Regions from separate parts of the Mus musculus genome. Here region 1 is linked to region 2. The links are chromatin loops, found by intact Hi-C in ENCODE. Cell type or tissue: left cerebral cortex. All regions are shown on one strand. Each heading gives the region's core, and the rest is flanking DNA. Links, peaks and the distances in the headings are about the cores only.

Region 1 (12,031 bases), core at 2,029-10,028, 460 kb after region 2:
TAGTTGTCAGTGTAATTGTGGCTTCATAAAATGAGTTGCGTAGAGTACCTTGTACTTCTATTTTGTGGAATAGTTTGTGCAGAACTGGAATTAGATCTTCTTTGAAGGTCTGATAGAACTCTTCACTAAACCCATCTGGTCCTGGGCTTTTTTTGGTTGAGAGACTATTAATGTCTGCTTCTATTTCTTTAGGGGATATGGGACTGTTTAGATCATTAACTTGATCCTGATTTAACTTTGGTACCTGGTATCTGTCTAGATATTTGTTCATTTTCTCCAGGTTTTCCAGTTTTGTTGAGTATAGCCTTTTGTAGAAGGATCTGATGGTGTTTTGGATTTCTTCAGGATCTGTTGTTATGTCTCCCTTTTCATTTCTGATTTTGTTAATTAGGATGCTGTCCCTGTGCCCTCTAGTGAGTCTGGGTAAGAGTTTATCTATCTTGTTGATTTTCTAAAAAGAACTAGCTCCTCATTTGGTTGATTCTTTGAATAGTTTTTCTTGTTTTCACTTGGTTGATTTTGCCCCTGAGTTTGATTATTTCCTGCCTTCTACTCCTCTTGGGTGAATTTGCTTTCTTTTGTTCTAGAGCATTTAGGTGTGTTGTCAACCTGCTAGTGTGTGCTCTCTCTAGTTTCTTTTTGGAGGCACTCAGAGCTATGAGTTTCCCTCTTAGAAATGCTTTCATAGTTTCCCATAAGTTTGGGTAAGTTGTGGCTTCATTTTCATTAAACTCTAAAAAGTTGGTGAACCCGTTACTACATTTCATTCAATTATGAAATAATTAATTTAATTTTTAATCTTTAAATATCTTACAATACATTGTGATTGTGTTATTTCCCTGCCCTAACTCCTCCCAGCTCCTACCACTCCCTAGCCATCCAATTTTATGTTGATTTTCTCTCATATAAATAAAATAAGCCAAAACAAAACAACATAAAATACACAAATAAATGAAATAAAAAAATCTAACCCCCCAAAACCATATAGTCTGTTTTGCACTGTGCAATAACTCAAACTATTCCAAAGCATGAGGCCTACACTAGAGTGTGACTGATATAGCTAATGTCACTCCATTGTAGGAAACTGATTTTCCCTCTCTACAAGTTGTCAATTACAAATAGAAATAATTCAGTGAATTGCACTTGGAATGGAGAATGGAGTTAGAAAACTACATCTTGAACCCAATAAGAAACATCATTCTTTTTTGGTAAAATTAATTTTAGAGACTTTATGGTAGACTAAGCAGGAAGAGTAATAATTAAACATAACAAGTAAAAGTTGTCTTTTTTTTAGTATCATGTTGGTGTTCTATAAACCAGTCATTGCCAACATGAAAGTTACAATCTGGTTGAAATGATGACATGAATTTAAAATACACAAATAAGTGGTTGGAACTGGGTATGGTGGCAAACACTTGCAATCCCAGCACTCAGGAGGCAGAGGCAGGGTATATTTGAGTTCAAGGCAATTCAGGTCAACAGAGTTCCAGGACATCCAAGACTACACAATGAAACCATGTCAAAAAAAAAAACCCAAAAAAACAAAAACAAAAACAAAAAAACAAACAAACACGACAAAATTAATGACAACAACAAAACAAAGCAAACAAAGTTAAAGAACAAACAAACAAATAAAGGGATAGAGAGATGTTTATTCGTAAAGATAAGTTACTACTCTGATAGAAGAATTGAGAGTTCCCCAGAACCATGTCAGGTGGCCTGTAGTTCCAGGTCCAAGGAGTCTGACACTGTCTTCTAACATTCACAGGCACCTGCATTCATGTGTATACACTGCCACACAGACATACACATCATCATCATCATAAAACATTAAAGCATAAAGCATTCAGTCGAGGAAGAAAATATACTTAGAACCTGGTGCAAAATTTAATTTTCTCATTATCAGTACATAGAACATGTTTTGAAAAAGCAAAAGACAAAATTCCCAATAGTGAGGAACCAAAGTATGAGATGAATCATTCAGATGTAGAGATTTATGTACTATATGCATCATAATAGTTATCAACTCTTCTATGGTAGTTACTTCAATAAGAACATTTTGGGGCAATTTTTCTCCATCCTAGATGATCTTTATATCTACAAGCAATAGAGAACAAGAAAATTAAATCATATTTAATGTGTTTTAAAAGAGAAATCTGGAGGTAGTTGGTGCTAGGATTAATTCAACCAAATGATGTCAGGACATTGAGTGGGCTTCTGTGGAATTATTTTTGCTTTTCCCTTGCGGTCACTAAGTAGCTGAAATAGCTCTAAACATTATGTCCTTACATGAGAATGTTCAAAGCAGGAAGGAACACAGAAAAACAAATGCCTGCATTTTGTTAAAGCTAAAATACGCTCCATAACAGGAGATGACTCATGATAAATCTAAGCTTGCTGGGAGATGCAAGGACAGATAAAAGCTTTTCCAAAAGTTCCCAGCAGACTTTTCAGATTTATTGGACAAAATTGCATCACATGTATCACATTAGTCCAATAGCTGGAAAAGAGGAACTGAGTTTCTGAAACTGACAAAAGGCAAATATGACTTATCTCCCATGCTTAAATATTTTTTAGAAAAAATATAATAAAAAGAGAATTAAATGTTGAAAGACACCTAGCCACTGTCTCTAAATCTGAACTTAGTAGTGAATGTGGAGATGCTTAGCAATAGAACCTAATATATTATATCCTTTTGTTTTTGCTGTTCTTTTACTGATTTTTTCTTTATTTCTGTCTCTCTGTATCCCCATACACTCTTTTCTTCATATCATGTATATTCTCTTGTTAAACAGCCTTAAGAACATTGCAAACTTGCATTTAAATGAAATGCAAACTCAGTGGAAGAACCTAAATCTTTCCTTTGGAGTCTGGCTCACTTCCATGTGACTTTGTGTAACAGATAATATTCACATTGTGTAATTTCAATTCAACATCCCTTGAAATGACAGATATTGAATTGTGGTAGCAACTTGTATGGAATCATGAATCAAATGCAGGCAGATGAAGTTATTCTTTGTATACAAGGAGCTCCATTCTCATTTATTCCCATCAAATATTAGGCCAGTAGCTTACAAGACATGACTTAGTGATAATTTTAACAGTGAAAAGCACTGTGATTTAGGTTTACTACAGGTATCAAGTTTCAAAAGAGGCATGCTCAATCATATTCCAAGGCATCAGGCGGTAAATCTGGCTATAAATTCTTTTGTCTTTCTAAAGAGCTTTTGTTCTCAGAAGGTTTAGATTTTAAATGGCCAGACAATATAAATGCAGAAAATAGCAAGAATCAACACATAGGTTCGGGAGAAATGCTTTTCCTAAATTGGGAAGCCAGTGAAGGCTAAAAGATGAGAGTATACATTACACCCTGATGGTTTATTCATGAAGAGTTTTCAGCTCATACCTCTGAGACAAGGTAGAGATATTCTACTTTCTATACCCTACCTTCATTTATTCAAGATGTAAATTTCGTTTGCTATAACATTGCTGGCCTTTTCAACTCTTGAATTAGTTTTGATGACATTGTAATGAGATACTTTCATCCTCAGGTTAGGAAAATCTTACCATTCACACTGATTTTAGATTAACTTGCAAGGCAAATTTGTGAGTGCCAAAACATTAAATTTAGCTTAACACTTACATTTAAATTCATTGAGCCAGATTTTCTTTTGGTTGATTTAATTGCAGATCCTTAAACAGCTGTCCTTTTAGGGTAATAGTTTGACATTTAATTCATAGACCATTAGAGTTAGAAGGACCCCCAGAGATCTCCTAGTACAACTACTTCATATTTCAGATGAGAATAAAATGACGGAGGCCAAAAGAGGTTAAATGAGTTGCCCACTGTCATACAGCTAGTTAGTGGCAGAAGCAGAAACTATAAAACAGCATGTTTGTTTTTAACATCCATATTTTTATGCTACACAGTAAAGCTTTGTCTACAGTAAATTTTACCCATAGTGCTGAATAAATTGATGATATGTAACCCTGTAAGATCTTGACTTTCCTAGCCTGTGTTGAATACCCAAAATAAATCCCTCCACTTTGGTCCTCAAGAGGCCCAGAAGTAAAGGTTATATAGTTGTAACCTTTGTTACATTCTCGCATGTAAACATTGGAGAAAAGATAGAATGGGGTTCAATCTGGTACGATACAAACTAATTATTGTAAATAAGTACAAGTGCCTTTCTGGGGCATCTTTTCCTCATGTGGAAAATGGAAGTAAAATTCAATTTACAAGATTTTTGGAATATGCCTGTGTATTTCTGTAAAATACTTGGAGTTTAGAAAATTCCTAAGAGATGCTAAGTCATTGATATTTATTTTAGTTTTTGTGGCAAAAGGAAAAGAAGCAGATGCACTTAATTTTAACCAGCTAATGACTAGGAATAGCCACAGCCGACTTTACTGCTATAAGAAGTGATAACAGAAAATGTGAAGAATTCGGTTTCATTTTCTTCTCTCTGCTTGGTTAATTTTAATTTTAACTATCCTAAATGTCATATTGCCTTATTTTCTGGTTGTATTTTTTGTTCTATTTTAAAAATTGAAAAGAAAATGAGTGTAAGATATGTGTTAGGGAAAGAAATTGTGTTACAAAGTGTTATAGAAAAATTAAAGAGAAATAAATAATTGCAGGAACAATGAATTACAAGTGAATTTTTTAGAGGTGTTTACAGTCAAATGTTGTAGAAAATACAAAAGAAGTTTCCAGTGTGGACTTTCTCAACAAAAAATTTAACTCACACAGACACACACAAACACACACACACATACTGCTATATAGTATGTATCTTGTGAGTCAGAACTCTTATCTGGTGGTTATTTATATACATATATCAGTTCAAAACAGATTAAGACCAACAGTGATATCAAGTCAAAAGAGAATAAGAATAGTGTGTGCTGTAGTTGGCATAGGAGGTTTAATTAGTGAGGAAGAAATTGTACTAGGTGTTGAAAGATGCATAGAACTTGAAGAGGCAGTGAGGAGGAGGGAGTGCATTTCAGGGGGAGGCAACAGCATAAGTAACATCACGGAGAAAAGAATTTATAGTGTACATTGGCAGCAGTGAAGAAAGGAGTGGGTGGGAAGTGGGATGGGTATACATTATTAATGGAGATGTAAGATTTCCAGTGACTTTACCTGAGGAGACATGAATACCATCTAATGTAATCTACATTATTAGTACAGGAAGTAAGACAAGGATTAATATACTCTAACTATTAAAATGATAACATAGTTGATCAGAACTCTTCCTGGTCTGCAGTAAATTTTAGTACTGTAGCCTAAACACTAATGAATATCAGGATTGCATAAGTCAATTGTGTCGAACAAAAGACACACTTGAGTACTGTGGTTTCCAAAATTTATAATGCAATTCAATGATCCTCCATGTGGAAATGGAGAAAATATACTATTCAAATTGTCACTGAGTAGGTTCTAGTCCAGCTGCAAGGAATATAGGATTTCTGAAGGTGAGAGCTCTATTGACTACCTACAATGTAGCTTGCAAGGCATTTATTTCAAGCTGGTAATGAATGAGGTAAAGATTCATTTTATATTGAGGGATGTGACCAAGTAGTTTCATCATTGATATTAACTGAAGCTGCAGTCAACAGAAATGCTGCATAGCAGTACTTACCAAGAACACTTGTGAAACTGATTATCTCTACAGCTGGAGCAAAGCCACTATGGGTTTTCCGTGGCCTGTTTTCCTCTTTCTGTCATTCATGGATAGAGAAAATTAATTTCTTAATGTATCATTTTGGTATTTGGGAGGCAAAGCATACATTCAAGTACACTGATTTTAATCTGATAAACATTAGTGATCTAGAATTCTCTACATTTTTGAGAGATGATTTTTTTTGTTTGCTTTCATCTATCCAGGTTTAATCATTTCTATACTTGTTCCAGCAAGTACTTTGTGAGGATATGTTCTAATGCTATAGCTAATGCAGAGATTTCATCTCTTTATCATGTTTTCCCTTCAGAACTGAATTGTAAGTGCCATATATTTGTATTTTAGATCCCCTATTTATCAAGACATATATGATAGGGTCTACTTGTTCTGATATTAACCACATTAACCAACTTTAGTTGCTCTATTTGTGTTTTTTAATGACAACACCACTCTTTTTTAGGAAATGTAAAACCTATAAAATGTGTCAAAGTATTACATTCTTTATGACTTATAAAATTTAATCTTCACCAAACTATGGGATGTATACTGATTTTGTCCTCTCACATTATTCAGTTTTACAGATAAGTGAACTGATTCATAGAGAAAGAAAGAACCTTGATTTTTAAAATAGCTGGGTGGTGGTAGTTCACACCTTTAATCCCAGCACTCGAGAGGCAGAGGCAGGTGGATTTCTGAGTTTGAGGCCAGCCTGGTCTACAGAGTGAGTTCCAGGACATCCAGGGCTATACAGAGAAACCCTGTCTAGAAAAAACAAACAAACAAATAAACAAAAAACAAACAAATAGTCTTGCAGCATGATTTCTGCTCTAAGAAGTATTATTTCAGAGAATATAGGTGTAACAAATTCAGTGTAATAAATAGCAAGTTAAGGAGAGATATAGCTATTCCATCAATTCATAGCTAGATTAGAATAATAAAAGAACATTTGTAGGTGAGTTAGCCAGAGGCATACTAGCAAGAGCCTACATTACTTTTTTATTTCTACTTCCATGAATTCCTGAAATGGTTTACACTGTACTAATTAAGGGGCATTGTGCACTGAAAACTTGTGTAGTTTATGATTGGCTGAAGAAGGAAGAATCTGATAGATGATCAAAGTCATTCTTCACTTTGCCTAGAGGAGAATGCACTAGGCAAATAGAATTTGGTCAAAACAACTGCATTATACATTCTATTCTTGTAGGGCTAGTTAGGCATTGACTGGTTCTTTTAAATTCAAACTTTGGTGAATCAATAACATTGATTGATCTGCAGCTTGGTGTATCACATTTTGCCAAATAAAGTAAGGCTACATAAAGAAAGCAGGAGTGCAGATTTACTCTTCTGGGATTCCTAATAAAGACCATAAACTGGGAACAACTTATGGGTAGAAGACCACTGAATGTATACAAAAGAAACACAGCCCTTGGTTCTGTCCACAAATATTTACATAAAACCCAGGCATGGTCTGATATTCTTGTCATCCTGGTGCTGAGACAGTTTAGACAGGCAGATCTTGCATTGCTGGCCAGCCAGAGTAGCCTAATTAGTGAGCCCTAGGTTCCAATGAGAGACTCTGTCTCAAAAAAATATTAATGGCTCCTGGGGATCAAACACCTGATGTTGATCTCTGGCTTCCACATACAAGTGCAAGTATAACACACATCACAGATACATAGATATACAAGCGCATGTATACACATAGATAAATAAGATTCAACAATAATTTGGCAAGTTATACATAATTTATTGGAGACACTCTGTATGCAGGCATCATGTTATCTGCTTCCATTATATACATAATTTATTCTTCATATGTCAATATAAATTTGAGCCTCAGCATCTTTATCTAAGCTATGTACACTGAAGAATACACAACAAAATATTTTAAATAGTATATGCATGCAATAGGATATGGATGATGTTTACTTTATTCTATTTTTAGCATTCTGTCCCACCAAACTTCCATTTTATTTCATAATGACTATGCTAGCGTTACAATCAGAAAAAGTTCCAAATGTAAAAAAATTACATTAAAGTTCCTATTTATACATGAAGTGCACATTTGCACCCAGATATTTTTGACTTCAGAGCCTTTATTTCTATTGAATTATTATCCTAAAATACTGCCAAATTTGTAAACTATTTGAGTAGAGTGCTAAATAGTTGATAAACACTTTCACACACTATTAAACATCACTATCAAAATAATACCATAAAAATATTTTTCCATTCTCTTGAAGGCCCTTTAGTCACATGGAAAAGCTCCTTCTCTTTGGTGATCTCAGGGAAACAAAAACAACAACAACAACAACAATAACAACAACAACAAACCTCTAGTAGAAATGTTTATAAGTGGGGAAATGTTTGAGGAAAATTCAGAAGTGTGGGCAATAATGTCTAACAATAAGCCACAATAAGGAATCGTGGTTACTAGGGAGTTATTATGAAAGGATATAACACATAAGATAGATGGACGTATTGGATCAAAAATGGTGCATTTTGAATTTGTAAGCTGCTGAATTTACAATTTTGTTGCTATAGACGATGTTCGTTTGAGGTGCAGATCAGTGATATGATATGACAAAGTCACCACGTGGTTGTTCACAGCTTCTAAATCCTGTCAACAATCCATACCGCATCCACAAGATATCGTTGCAGTTGAGGTTTTAGCACTCTTCCTAAATGTATCATTTTTTCAGTATATGGTCACTCAAAAGTGGCAACATTAGCATAAACAGAAGTGTCAGCCAAAGTGTGCGAATTATCATCTTCTACTGGGTCACATATCCTCAAGAACACATATGCAAGTCTTTCTGTCTTGACCTTCACTTTACAGAAGATAACAGATCTCATTATTTTCTGCTTGCTTTCAGCTGTTCTTCCAAATCGTCATGGAAATGAATAAGTAGTCAAAACAAAATGCAAACTAAAATGGTTAACAATTCAGAAAAGACATCTGAAAGCAGAATAGTGCAAACTCCACTTTATTTTAAATTGTAGTTTAAGAAAATAGCTACAATCAGGAAACGATTATACTTAAAAGAGTTTAATTCCAAGGAGGTCAAGGGTTAGGCAAAACGTAAAAAGTATTTGCTAAATTTCTATTGAGCAATTCAGCTCTTTAGATGAAATCCACTGTCGCACAAATACACATTCCCCCACAGAAAATGTTCTGAACTTAGGCATAGAAATACTGAACACATTGGTTTTGGTCACTGACCACCCTATTGTCCACAATCACTTTGTATTTTTGATTGTTGTTGGTTTGGTTTGGTTTTGGCCTTATAAGAAGAAAACTGCTTTCCATTTAGAAAATTATCTGTCTTCTATTATCTACTCTCTGGGTTAAGTAGGCTACTGTACCCACCATAAGTATTCTTAGGTATACTGAAGCAAACAATACTTAAAGTGAATAAAGCTGTTGTTTAAAATGGGTATTATGAGGCCCATATATATATATATATTACTTTGATATTGACCTACGGATTTGTGGTTATTAAGATTATGTATAAACAAATTAAAATCATATGCAAAAGTATATGGAGTGATACAATTATGAATGTTTGACACTCTGTTTTCATATAAAAGCAAAACATTCCAATATATTCATTTAAAAGCACCTCAGTACACACACTGCTTCTTTTAGGAAGGTAGACAAACCATTCTCTAGTGAGAAGGCAGAGAACTTTATACTATAGTCCCTACCCCAATGTTTGGAGACAAGGTTTCCTTTCTTGACACAATACAAGCAACTCAACCATTCTCTGTCTACCTAAACATGAAATTTTTAGCACACATAATTCCTTTGAAGTTTCTTACCTTAGGGAGGGGAGAAATACTAGGAAGCTAAAGGAGAGTAGAAGAGGAATGTGGTTGGATATAATCAAGATACACTGCAAAGATATATGAAATTATCAATAAATTTAAAATATTCTAAAAAAAGAAGATTTCATACAGTTTGAGTGAAATCAAAAGAAACTTTCATAATGTTCAGCTTTCTTACTGCAAGCATAGAATATATAGTTGTTTCTATGGTCATTATCCCTGGGAAAATCTGAGCCTAGGGAATCTTATCTTTTCCATTCTTGTCTGTGTTTCTGCAGGCATAAACTCTAAAAAGACATATACAGTTGCTTCTGTGCTTTCTTTTACCTAATGATATTTTCACTCTCTATCCTCCTGCAAACAGCCCTCATAAATCAATTAATAACTCATCCCCTATGCAATTGTAGCACATGTTCTGTTCATGAATTAACAAGACTGGATTGTATGTTAGTGATAACACTGTTTTTGTCCCTGAAATCTATAACAGCCTTACAAACTGGAATGTACTTTAAAAAAAAAACTTTTTAATTGTAACATATTGGGAACTGGAGTTCTCTTGAGGTATTCCCTAATTCACATTTGAGGGCCCTGTGGGAAGAGTAAAATTTAATTTTGATTTGGTTCTATTTGCAAATTGTTAAAGTCCAAGATGTAAGTTATTGAACTGGAAGGATTGGTTTTTGTTTTTTGCTAGCAACAAAGAATGACACTAAAAACAAACCAACAAACAGAGAAACATACAAATATCTTTTGGTGTTGTGGAAATAATCAAAATTAGGAGTTGTTATAAATCATTTCAGCAAAATTGATTTGTTCATAAACAATATATTTGTATCTATATAAAAAACTTTTTAATTTGTATCTATATTAAAAAACATACAATTATATACAATTTTCATTGTATTTTATTTTAATATATTTATAAAACATTTTAAAATGAAAGAGAATTATGTCATTTTCCATTCTTTTATCAGCCCACTCCTCTTTTTACTATGTCCCATGTCTTCTCCATGTTCTTAAGTTGATAGCCTCATTTTCTTTGATTATATATACATATAAATCTGTGTATGTTTGCATTATATGTATGCATATACACATGCACACAGATCTGCACATACGCATATGCAACTTTCTGAGTCCATGTTTGTTGTTGGTGTGTATATAGATTCAGGGCTGACCACTCAGCTTTAGAAAACTAATCCAGGGTCTCATCCCTGAGAGAAACTAAGTCTTTCTTCCAGTAGTCATTAGTTACCTGTAGTTCTTTGTCTGTGACTAAGACTCTGTGAAAATTTCCCCTTTCCATGTTAACATGTCCATAGAAAATGCCATTGTTTTGTTCTTGTTTATACAACCATTCCTAGGAGAGACTTTTCCACTTCCTGGTATTCTGGCTCTTAAATTCATTCTAAAACCTCTTTTGTGTTTCTTGAGAAATAAATGCAGAAGTTATGATGTAGATGTATCAACTTGGGTTAGGTTCACCATGATCCATTGATCTCTGCATTGTTTCCAATTGTACTTGTTGTTTGTGATGGTCTCCATTTCCTGTAAAGAGAAGGTTTTTGTTTGCTTGTTTGATTTTTTTAAAATGAGGAATGGTAGCTATACCTGCTGTTCCTATAATGATAAAATTTAGAATGTTGTAAGGAGTTATGAGGAGTTATGCTGGTGTAGCAGAGTGGCTGAAGTAGAATATTTCCTAAGGGTTGTTACCTAACTGGTCTTGTGGAACTGGATAGGTTTCTGGTACCAGGCATAATACCTTCCTACCCCCTGCCAATTGGGTGAGATTCGAATAAAGAATTATCTTGAAAATTTAATTTGGATTCAGATCCAAGTTTTGCCATTATCCATAAATAATTATGCTCTTACCATTGTGGGTTTGATGGATAAATCTCGGTTTTCATGAACTTATCATCTACCAAAGAGAGAGAGAGAGAGAGAATAAAGAAGCAAAAATTTTATGAGCAATCTAGTTGTACATTGTGAGTGCTTGGAGGAATATAAAAATCATTATGATAGATACAGACTTGTAGCATGAAAAAAAGTTATAGAGAGAACAAAGGATCCTTAGTGGTGGGTACAATAAATATGTATGTAACACATTATATAGCAACAGTGTAAGACAAAAGATGGAAAGATAGGCAAGGCGAATACATAACCAAAAATTCTTTATTTTTGATAAGTTTGCTATAATTAGATTTCATAGAAGGCCATAGAAAGTTTCAGCAATGATTTATATGATGGTTAATATTAATTATTAACTCTATGGGACCTAGAATAACCGAGGAATCAAGTACATATAAATATCTGTAAGGAAATATTCATATTAGAATGGACACTGTCATGCCTACAAGGAATTATTTTAATTGGGTTAGTAGAAGTGGAAGACCAGTAGGTGGGACCATTCCCTGGGATTATGTCCTGAATGCAGAAGATGGCTAAAATGAGAGGAGCACCAGCAGCCATTATTCTCTGTTTCCTGACTGGATACAGTGACCAGCTGCTGGCTTCTA
Region 2 (12,031 bases), core at 2,261-10,260:
GATTCTCTCTTCCATCTCTAGTATTCTGTTGCTGATGCTTGCATCTATATTTCCAGATCTCTTTCCTAGGTTTTCTATCTCAAGCGTTGCCCCACTTCGGGTTTTCTTTATAGTGTCTATTTCCCTTTTTATGTCTTGCATGGTTTTATTCAATTCCAACACCTGTTTGGTCGTGTTTTCTTGCAATACTTTAAGGGATTTTTGTGCTTCCTCTTTACGGTCTTCTACCTGTTTAGCAGTGTTCTCTTGTATTTCTTTAAGTGAGTTATTAAAGTTCTTCTTGATGTCCTCTAACATCACCATGAGATATGCTTTTAAATCCAGGTCTAGGTGCCCAGATATCTGGTGTTCAAACTTGCCTCCTGGCAGAAGTTGTGATCCACTCACAGAGGTCTTAAGATCCCGTGGAGGGTCCTGTGTATACCTTACGAGTGTCCGAAGACTCCACGTCCAAGGTACCCCTGTGCTGGCGTGTACCAGAAGGTACTTGTGCCCCTAATCAGGCCGGGTTTTCTGCTTCCGTAATTAATGCAGTCTCAGGTCCCGCATAATTGATTTGGAGCAGATGCTGTGTTCCACTCACCAGAGGTCTTAAGATCCCGTGGCAGGTCTTGTGGGTACCTGTCGGGTGTCAGCCGACTCTGCGCCCTAGGTACTCTGGTGCTGGCCGTACCTGGAAGGGGTGTGTGTGTTTTCTATTCACAGATCTTAGATAGCTCCTGCTTGGCTGCATGCATGCAACCAGCCAGGAGCACAAAGCAGGACAGCCAAAAAAACTACATGCTACAAAACACCACGTGAGTTATATTTAAAATGCTGCCTTTTTCCCAAGGGAAATGAGAAGCTATTGAAGACTTTAAGCATTTGCTTTCAACTATTATATAATGGTTTGGGAGCGTTAGTGTAGGGGTTTGGGTTAATGTGGGTACTGAAAGGAATATTGCACTTCTCATTTTGTGCCATTCTTTGTACCCATCCCACACCTTGTTTACTGAAACCAATGGGCTATCTGTTTTGCAAGGCTGACACAATTATGGTATCCTTTACCCAAACCATTTGCTACTAGAAACCACTGATGTACTGCTCTTGGGGACTCAAATCTCATTATAGGTACAATCTTCTCTCACTCTCGTTCTTAATAGCAGCACCATACCACTGCTGGTCTGTTCTGAATCTTTGCAGTTGTTCCCTTACAAATTCACTACTGAGACTATGCTGTATCATCCCTCTGTAAATGTCATCCCTTTCATTTCTTTTTCAGTCCAAATCTCCCTCATCCTTCATGGAAAAGCTCTGGTCTGGGAAAGCTTTCTGATTACCCCCTCCTCATCCATCCTTTGATTCTCCAATTACATGTAGCGTAGTGATTCTCCTCCAGCAGGAATGCATGTAGAAGTGCTTTGTGGACCCTTTAGTTGTCTGTGTGTTTTAGTGGCTCATGAACCCTACTGATTTTTAGAATGACTGAAAAAACTTGTTACTTGTTAGAAGATAGATTTCTAGCCCCACAAGTTCTGATTCTATAAGTTTGTGCTGGGTTCAGGAATTTGAATTTTTATAAGCAATGAAGTTAGTTATGGATGTTGATTGCTTTGCATGATTCATGAGGACTAATTATTCCTCTGTATCTAGTGGAGGTTCCTTAACAGTGCCCCCCAACACCACCAGATCTCTTTGTAATTCACCTGAAATGGTTGCAAAAGCCTATGATACACACTTGTTGCTTGACTATCTTCTTTTATCATTATTCTCTAAGGTGTTGTCAGGTATTCAATTATAAAATACAGGTTCTTCTAATTTCTAGATTAAGAAATATAGGAGGCACTAAATATATAATCACATTTGTATGAGTATGTGTGTACCAGTTGCGCTGAAATGTGGGTTCATCAACATTAAATCTGCAAGAGTTTGCATGCTGTCTTAATGAAATATGACATCATACCTCCTGTTCTAGATCCTGTTTAACTTTGTATCACTCCCAGTAACATTGAAATATCCAAAAGGGCACAGTAAAATGCCCTTTGAAAAGTGGAAGTTTATTTTTAATAAAGTTTAATAAAAGAAACAGGAGTCTTTAAAAGAAGCTGTATGGTTACAACCCAGGAGGGTTTTCCTGATGTGAGTTGTTGCAAATGAGAATAAGCAAAATTGAAATATAAATCCTGCTGCTCCAGTGCTGAAGATGGTAAGCATCTGTAACATCAAATGCAACTGTTTAATACTTCTAGAATATAAAAATAAAGCTTCAGAAGGTTTATCTTTTTTTTGTGTGACCAATTTCTCTGCACGTAGGAATTGTGCTTTTGGCTTTCTAAGAAATCTAGGATGTCAGAGTTAATAGCATCTTTATTAGTTTTTATTTATTTTTCTACATGTCTGTCTATCATATGTTAGAGAAAGATAATATATCTATAAAGGAGCAGGAAAACACTGACTTGAAAAATGAATAAGCACACATACACAAATATGCAATAGAAAGCACAGAAAAGCTTATGTTTTGAAATATAGACTCAATCATTCTAATTTACTAACACATTGCTGTATTCTGGGTGTTTGATTATGGCAATCACCTTAGTTTCCTACGAAGCGCTATACTTTCTAATGCTTCTTTGGCAATTTTGATAAGTGGCTTGCATGTGGTGGTTAAAAGGTGGTTGTGTTTGAGTATTTGTGTACATGCATAGGTGCCTGCAAGTTAGAATGCATTTAGAGATGTATCTGTCCATGCATGTCTGAGGGATGACTAACAGGGCATCTCTTGTCAAAGAGTGACTGACAGAAGAGTTGTAGGTCTGCCAAATTATGAAGAAAGAAGGTAAACTTTGGCCTTAAGTATGTGAAGTATGTATCACAATTTCTCAGTAGCTTAGGTTACACTATTTTCCTCTTTATTTTTTATTTATATTACATAAATAATATATAAAAATAATATCTGAAGCATTTGAAATGTAAATGAAGAAAATACCTAATTAAAAAATAAATAAAATAATAATATCTGCAAAAAGAATATATCTGTCTGTCTATATGTTTTTTTCTTTTGTCATCATCTAACAATCATATATTATCTGAAAACCTGCCTAGAATGATACTTTGAAAAGCAAAAGAATCTTCAATGTCTTCATAATATTATAGTATTTTAAAGGCACAATTGTATTAACTGGGGTTTATTATTCTCTATGATATTTTAAGTGAATTCCCTAGCTCATAATGAGGAGGTGGCCAGTCCTTTTTAATTTCCCCAGATTGTGGTATATTGATTTTAGTTTTTGTACTTATGTTTGTGATTAAGAATTTTTAAAACTTTTATGAAGCTTGTGTATTGTGTATGTGTATTTGTACATTTTGGATGAAGATATGACTAATACTTTTGAAATATATCTTTACATACATTTTTTACATATATGCATTAATGGTTTCAACTATCAAGGAGTGCAGGTTAAAAGGCTATTTCTATTTTACTTGCAGCAACTGTCAATTACTTCTTTTTACTTTTTTTTTTTTTGTGTGTTTAATGGATACCTCCTGGTCACTTGTGGTTTCTTTGAAGCTTAAGATAAACATGGTGTTATAAAGCTCAGAGATATATTTTGCTTTTCACATTTTGGTCAATGATTCTAGGGGATTATTACATGTTTTAATACCAATTTACTACAAATTCGCATGGTCTGAGTAGGGAGCTTCCCATGAAGAAATATCCTGATTGCTTTGATTGGTGTTGAAAAGCCTCTCCTTACTGTGGGAGGCACTTCCTGGTAGCAGCTCAGCTTAAAAAGAAAGTAAGTCAAAAGGAAGATTATCTTACCTTTTGCTAGCTTGACCTTCCTTCTTGCCTCCGAGTTGATTTATTCTGTTGCTGCTTATGCCTTTCTGCTCTCAGAACTAGTGTTTCTAAGATTTCATCTTGGGCTAGGGATCAGTGGCTTTTCAGGAATCCTGTAGGCTTCTGGGTCCAGAATGGCACTATTGAAGCACCTGGCCTTGTAGACAGAGTAAGTAATTTGTTGTTTCCCAGATAGTGAGAGAGACAACTATTCTAAGACTTCCCCAGGTGCTGAGGCATTCAGCTTCTAGGATGAAGCCACTACTAAGTTCTCAGTTGAAATTTGGCTGTTGCTACTATTTTAAACCACTTATTAAGTTCTGGTGCATATGCGCACGTGTGCACACATGCATGCATGCGCGTGTGTGTGCACACACACAGACACACCCACACACCCACACACCCACACACATCCCCTTGGTTCTATTACTCTAAAGAATCATGACTAAAACAGTCAGGGATCTTTTGAAATATTCAAGAGGGACAGTCATCACAATTACAGGTTTATTACAAACGTATTTACCTTTGAAGCAAATGCTACCTTACAGCTTTTTTTCTTTAACAGTAGTAGAGCTTACAAAGGTGTTGGAGAACTCTAAATACCAGTGCATGTGGTAGAACTTGGTCTCTACATTGTGACACAGAAGTCAATTCATTATGGAAGTAATTTACTTGCAAAAATGGATTTTCTGAATAAGGAAGTTTTTGAGTAATAATAAAAAATTGTTGCATCACTGCCATCTCTTCTGAAATTAAAATAATTTACTATGTCAACTGAGTCATGAAATGAACCATTATAACTTCCTAACTTCTCTGTAAAACTCTATAAATAGGAGATGAATTAAGGGTCTTAGAAATTACCCTCCTCCCTATGCACCAACTGTAAGAACAAGAAACAATAATGCAAGACATGGTCTTTTCCCAGGGACCAGAGATCTCAATAATGAGAGAAAAATGTCAATTTATATGGTGCCTTATTGAAAAAAGGTTTGTGATTGGCAGGTGCTAATTTGATTAGCATATATAATTGAGGTTATGACTAGGAGTCAGTTTTGTAAGTGGGATAGACACTACATGCATGTACACACACAAACACACACACACACACAGAGACACAACTCTCAGTAATCGACTTCTAATATCAGTATACCTACTTGGAAACATAAGTTATTAGATACTTTCAAAGAGGTTCAGATAAGCAAATCCATGTTTATCAATCGTGGACTTTTTTTCTATCAAAAATTCTATCATAGTTTTTAATACTTCTTCTATAGCAGTTAGTTTGTATATCACTTGAGACTATGAAGTAGATATGAAATAGTTTAGTTTTCAACATGCATGTATATAATGTATCTGTATGTGAATGTATATACCCATAGCTGAGCTTATACGTATAGCTATTAAGGAAAAAATGACAAAATTTGAAGTCTATAGAGCCTGATTATACTTGCTTATGCTAGGGTTTGCTTGCAAAGGCTAGGAGTGTAAAGAGAGAATAGGTATAAAATATTGTGTGTAAAGGTAAAGAAAACCTAATATACCTTGCACATTTGAAGCATGTATTGACATTATATTCAGAGAAGTTTCAGGAAATAGCTGCATGTGAGACTCTAAAGTAGGAGGGAACAAGATTGTGAAGGGCCTTATATTTTATTGGAAGGATTGTATCCTTGTGTTGGAAGACTCTGAAGATTTTTGTGCTGGGACTAATGCCAGAGCCTTGTGATCCTACTAAATACATAGTTTATCATTGAGCTATTCTGTTAGGTCTCAAGATATTTCTAAGTATAGAGTTATCGTGGGCCAGTAGCAACATTTCCTGATAAAATAGGCATTCATATTCCAAAATACAGTATCTGTCCCACTAACTAAAAGCTTTGATGGGATGCTACTATCATTGTCTATAGTATAGACAATCTATCTATGATCTATGTGTTACATGTTAAGGAGAATAGTTTTTTTCAGTTTCACTTGTTACACCTGAAACACTTATGAACCACCCAGAATGTCCATGCACTTGAGCTTCAAGTTGTTACTGTTGTAGGAGGAATAGACTGCTCAGAAATATTTTTATAGAATTCGTGGATCATTGAGACATTAAGCTTTTTCAGGTTGGTCACTGAATCCTCTCATCTTCTTTCACTGTGAGGGAAAAAAAGCAAATAACTCCATGGAAAAATTCCACTATGCCTCTTTCTTTGCACTTTTTTCCTTTATGTTCTTTGATCTTGACAAGATATTTTATATATGACAAAAGGACTTGATTAATACTATCTAAACTGCTTTCAAAGTCTTGTGACTGCAACTGAAGAGATTTCATTTGCCTCCATGATCAAAGCAGATGAGATAGACTATAAATTAAAGGACATGGCTGTGTTTGCATATATGCTTTACATAATTGTCAATACAGCATTTATAAAAATAGTCACTCTGTTCTGCACTGTGCAGTTTGTACTTCCTCTTCTTCATAAGAAATATGTTGCTAAGACTCTGGGTAGCCCTTCTTAAATCTGTAAGATCTTTGCCAAGAAGAAAATATAGGAATCTACAGCATTTTGTGATGATGGAGTTTTCAGATATCACAGCTAAAATCATCGGTAAGTCTGGAATTCTGTTGTGAGGACCCAGACTCAGTGGAAAATATTGTATCATAACTAAGCTAATTTCACAATGGCTTATAATATCCATTTGAAGATGGCTATTACAAATCAATTATTTGAGAATACAATTAAATATAATGAGAGTAAATTTCCCTATGATTTAGACTTCATAGTGGCATATTTCATCCTGCTTAGATAAATAACAGGAGTGGAGTAGGTTTAGCAGTTCAATAGCAGTCTCTATTAAATGTTACATTAGTAAGAGATGGTGGGTGAGAGAGTCCTCACAAGGAGATTTTAGTGAGTCTGTGTGAATGTTCAAAGCCTTGGACGTGTCTTAGCAGCTGATTCAAGATTAGCTCAGGTGGGTGTGGAGCTACAGATGCTCAGGGCTCTGAGAGCCAAGATTTTTCTGAATCAAAGCTGGAAATCAGCACAATGTCTCTCCGCTCTTTACATGTTCTGCAAAGAGAAGAAATGTGCAGATCTATTCTGGTCACTCAGACTCATTGAATATTTATGGAAGTTCTGAAGCAAGTGAAATATTCCCAGATATCTCTCGAAGCTGAACCAGGCAGCTTGGAAATAGATAACTGGCAGGACTGGGTTTGTCTGTGTAGGGCAGCATATATTTACGTATGATCTCAGCCAAAAGGCCAAGAAGTGATGGCAGCATATATTTAAAAAAAGAAATTACTCAAGGATCATCAGGTGTACTGTGATTTTGTGATTTCCTATAAAATTACTGAATTCTTCTGACTTCTAGAAGATAAAAGAGACAAGAAAATAAAAAAAATCATTAAATACCTATTTATTAGTGCCTGACTATTCAGCCATTTGATTTAGCTGATCAGCAGACCAGCCATTTCTGGGTGAGAGTACTGTCTAGTGCTTGGTTGAAATTGGCAAGGTTCTTGGTTTCATTAACAATACCAGAGATTCTGTTTTATCCCAACTACTTTCCATTTTGTACCAGTCTATCCGTTTGTTACTAAATTGTTTCCACTCAATTTAGGATTCTTTTAATCATTCTTTGATTGGAAAAATACTAGAAGTCTAGTCCTAGATATCACTATATAGGCACAGCTTTTGAGCAGTGAAGATAGTCTCCTTTATCTAAAGGTCTGTGGAAGACTGTTTGCTTTATGGTTCTAATGAATGATTTTTTTTCTGACTTCCTATCTTTAGCCCTGGGACCTTTTCTTACTCTGACTCTGAGTTGAGCCATTTGACAGAATTTGTTTAGAAGCATATCAGTACCCATCATGTAAGCAGAAATTTAGAAAGTGTATGTCCAGTTCTTATCCCATTACTGTGACTTTGCCATGAGTTCATGGCCAGGTTAGCTAGTAGGTCAATGAAACACATGGAACAGGGCCAGGTCAGTTTGGTTGTGCAGCTGCAGCTCTATATGTGTGAGACAGGCTAGCTAATATTTGCAAAACTGTAGACAATACACAGTTGGCCCCAGATGCACAGGGGAACTCATGAAGCCCTACTCAGATCAATACAGTTCCATAGCTAATATACAGACCTAAGAACGGAAGCACACAGGGTTACTGCATAACACCATTTTCTGGTTTTTCATTATACTGCTATATTTTGGGAAATAGATAATGAAAACCTGTTCAAATATGCTTTCACCACTGATTCTCCCTGTTCCTCTTCTCTTTCTTTTGACAGCATCACTATTGGTCTTGTCTGTCTTATCATGTATGTAGCAACTGTAGATTTGGCATCCTTTGGTTGATTTTTTGACAAGGGTAAAAATGTAATTAGTTTAGAGTAAGTAAAATAGGTGGTTTGCCTTCAGCCAGGAGCCCAAACTGTGGTGGAACTGGTGGTCAGTGTGAAAGGAAAACAAGGTTTTATAACTCGTTGGATCTTAGGAAAGGATTCTTCCCAGAATAGTGTTTTGGACTAAAAAAACCACTGTGATTATATTCCTCATTGAAGAACAAGCCTAAGAAGTTGTAAAACACATCTGACACATCTGACAATTCATTAATGAACACTGTATTTTTTATTAGTTGTGGTGGTTTGAATAGACTTGTATGACTTGCCCCAAACGGAGTGGCACTATTAGTAGATGTGACCTTGTTGTGTTAGGTGTGTCCTTGTTGGAGGAAGTGTGTGTCACTGTGAAGATATGCTTTGAGGTTTCCTGTGATCGGGCTCTGCCCAGTGTGGAATGAGATCTTCCTCCTGGCTGCCTGTGGAACACAGTCTCCTCTTGGCTGTCTGCCTTCCGATCAAGATGTAGATCTCTTGACTCCTCCATCACCACATCTGCCTGGATGATATTATGCTTCCTATCATTATGATAATGGGCTAAACCTCTGAAACTGTAATGCAGCCCCCAATTTAATGTTTTGCTTCATATGAATTACAGTGGTCATGGTGTCTCTTCATAGCAATAATACCCAAACGAAGACATTAGTCCTTTGAGAGTTTCACAGAAGACACTTTGATTATATCCACTCCCCTAGTCTTCCCAGATCCAACCCTATTCTCTACCCACCCAGATTTGTATCCTTTAAAAACCTATCAAGACCAATTTGTGCTGCCCAAATATTCTTGGATATGTAGTCTTCCATTGGCTTATAGTTGCCTTCCAAGTGACTAAATTCCACTCTTTCCCTCTCTTAGTAGCTGATAATTGCCAAGCTGATAATTCCATGGATAGGCTTGGGATTTTACACTCAACTCTTCTTCATGCTGTGATTTTGTCTCACTTGGGCTTACACAGGACTTGTGTACAACCACTATGAGTTGATATGTGCAAATATCCTCCTGCATCCAGAAGATACTGCTTTCTTGCAGTCACCTACCACCTTCAGTTCTTATCCTCTTTCTACCCCTTCTCTAACAAAGATCCCTAAGCCTCAGGGGAAGAATACAGTATATATCTTCCACTTAGGGATGAGCATTCTGTAATCTCTTATTCTCTGCACCTTGGAAAGTTGCGCTTCTCTGTGTTAATCACTGTAAATTGTAAATAGTTTTTCACATGAAGGTTTGGAGATGCATTGACTTATGGATATTACAAGTTAATTTAATACCATGTCAGTTTAGTAGCATAATAGTAGTAAGTTCTTCCACAAGGTATATGACCTGTCTAGCCATAGGTTCTTAATATAAAATCTTGAATTAAGACACTAAGTGTTAATATTTTCAAATATTCAAATGTCTATAGCTAATATTAGTTAGTAAATCTTAAGTATATCTATGATAAACATCTTTTAAATCTTTGGTATAATGTTATGTATATGGAACTCTTAGTTTTATATTTCCTGATTTACAGGTAGACACCAAATATTAGAAAGTTTGAGTTGTCCTTTTTCATACAAGTAAAACACTGTAGACTCCAGGTGAAGCAGACTATAGGGCACATGTCTTTTCATTTCATGGTTTCTTGATTCTTTTTCATTTTCATTTTTCTTTTTAAAGATTTATGTATGTGAATACACTAGTTGTTTTCAGACACAACAGAAGAGTGCATCAGATCCCATTACAGATGGTTTTGAGCTACCATGTGGTTGTTGGGAATTTAACTCAGGACCTCTGGAAGACCAATCAGTGCTCTTAACCACTGAGCCATCTCTCCAGCCATCTTGATTCTTTTTCAATGATTTCATGAAGACAAGAAAGTGAGAATGTAAATTTGTAGCTAATGGTAGTATGTACAAGGTGATTATGAGAGTGTAATGACTGGATGTGAAAAAGGTTCATTTTTGGCCTGCTTCTAGTCTAAGGGTTTTACTTGACTTAAAGGACTGATATAAGCTTCTATTTTATGTAGTCAAATTTTGCTATCAGTAGGCAGGCAGACTTGTATTTAGTCAACAATTTTTCTTAACCCTGCCATGTTTGCTATTTGGCCTTCATGTGTTCAGAGATGCTCAAGTTCCACATATTTAGAAGACAGGCATCTTTTTTGCTTTAGAAGGTGGAATAGAACATTAGTCAGAGAAGTAGATGGATTCTTGATATCTAATTGGTTGGTAGAGAGACTTGGAATCAGTTTAATTGCTTTCTATAATATATAACATTCCTGTTTTCTGTGGTAGTTAGTGCCTCTAAGACATGACATTTCATTTTTCCTATAGGAAAAACTCTTTTGCCCACTCCAAAAAACATCATCCCACTCTATAGAATATTAGATTACAGCATCTTCCATTCTTCTGTATTACTACTTCATCTTAATTTTTAGTCTTCCAAAATTTTTTTTTCAGTCTTCCCAAATTTCATTGGCATATCTAGTCAACTGTCTCTATTGATATCTCTCGGACTGTATTTTCTTTTGAAAACTTGTTTGCTGAAATTATAGTTGAGTTTTGTAAGGAAAGGAGACCGGTGTGTGATCAATCTTCTATTTTTAGAAACACATCTATTTTCTAGGATCTTTTAAATAGAAATGTCCTCATTTGTATTATTCCAATCTCTCTGTGTGTAACTGTTGCTTTCATTTGCCAGATGCTGTGATTATCATCTTGAAGGCTTACTTTTGAATAAGCTTACTCTTTCTAGTTCTTTCTGAACTCTGGCTGGCTTGTTCAACTTTGCTGTTCTGGCTCAAACTTTTATCTAAGCTGATTGATTCAAATTGGCTTCTCTTGGCTTCTGACTGGATTACTCTTCCTCTGAAGTCCCTGAACTGAACTGCTCTAAACTGAACTAAACCGAAATGAACTGGACTGAACTAAACAGAACTGAATTGAACCAACCGCTCTGCTCAAAACTAAACTGATCTCCCTCTCTCTCTCTCTCTCTCTCTCTCTCTCTCTCTCTCTCTCTCTCTCTCTGTGTGTGTGTGTGTGTGTGTGTGTATCTGTCCCTCTCTGTCCCTCTCTCTGTAATCCCCCTCTTCTCTCTCTGCTCTTGAAGTAGCCTCTCTTTTCAGTCTGTTACCTTCCCATCCAACTGTGTGTTTGTACTGGTTAACCAACATATTATTACTGTAATCAGATTTCCCCTTGTCTTTCCTTCTTTTTTTTTTTTTTTTTTTTTTTTTTTTTTTTTTTTTTTTTTTTTTTAGTTAAGATTCTTTACTAGATATTAGTTCAGGCAGATGCCCTGGTTCTGCGATCCCCTCTCCCTATAGGTCACAGTGAGCAGGTTTCTTCAAAAGAGCCTGTGGGGCTGAGAGTGCTGAGCCCCAGGGTCAGAAGCAGAACTGGAAAGCCTCCAATACATGCTGCTTCCATGTTTCCAGGCTGGGCAGCAGGGAGGAGAGGCCCATGACGTGCCAGGGCTCTCCATCAGACACCATGCAGGTTTGGTAGGACAGCAGCTGTACACCCACCTCTGCCAGGAGGCCAATCATAGTGGACAGCATCACAGGGTTGGAGGGCTGAGCCCAGAATATGAGCAGGGGTTGGCCCCTGCGTAGTGGCACCTGTGGTCTGAAGACAGCTTCGTTGAGTATCTGCAGCATTGGTAGGAGGTACTTGCCAGGGCCACAGTCAGGAGGCATTCCGCGCTGTTCTGCTCCCCTGGAACCCCAGGGTTGTGGAAGGTGGTGACATTGAGGCCAGCCTCTTTCACCAGTAGCTTAGCATTCACTAAGTTCACGCCTTCCTGCTTAGATGCTTTTCTCAGAAGGCCAACA

Evidence for each region. A loop is a pair of places that touch in the nucleus more often than their neighbours do. Peaks named below come from ENCODE experiments on the same cell type or tissue, not always from the same donor. Only the 100,000 strongest peaks of a DNase experiment are listed, where the experiment ranks them.
Region 1: a loop joins it to region 2, with 4 times the contacts of the local background. A loop is called at or near these places in 2 of 42 quality-filtered maps.

The regions. Positions count from the first base shown.
Region 1 is chrX:40,786,947-40,798,977 of GRCm38, reverse strand. No RefSeq gene overlaps it. Among named protein-coding and RNA genes, the nearest start is that of Gria3, 610 kb to the left of the region's middle. In left cerebral cortex, for the core only: no CTCF peak of the experiment used is centred there; DNase peaks (open chromatin) are centred at 3,544, 3,827, 5,020, 5,360 and 2 more places; H3K27ac peaks cover 612 bases.
Region 2 is chrX:41,249,687-41,261,717 of GRCm38, reverse strand. It overlaps the pseudogene Gm5385. Among named protein-coding and RNA genes, the nearest start is that of Gria3, 150 kb to the left of the region's middle. In left cerebral cortex, for the core only: no CTCF peak of the experiment used is centred there; DNase peaks (open chromatin) are centred at 6,220 and 6,825; H3K27ac peaks cover 1,384 bases.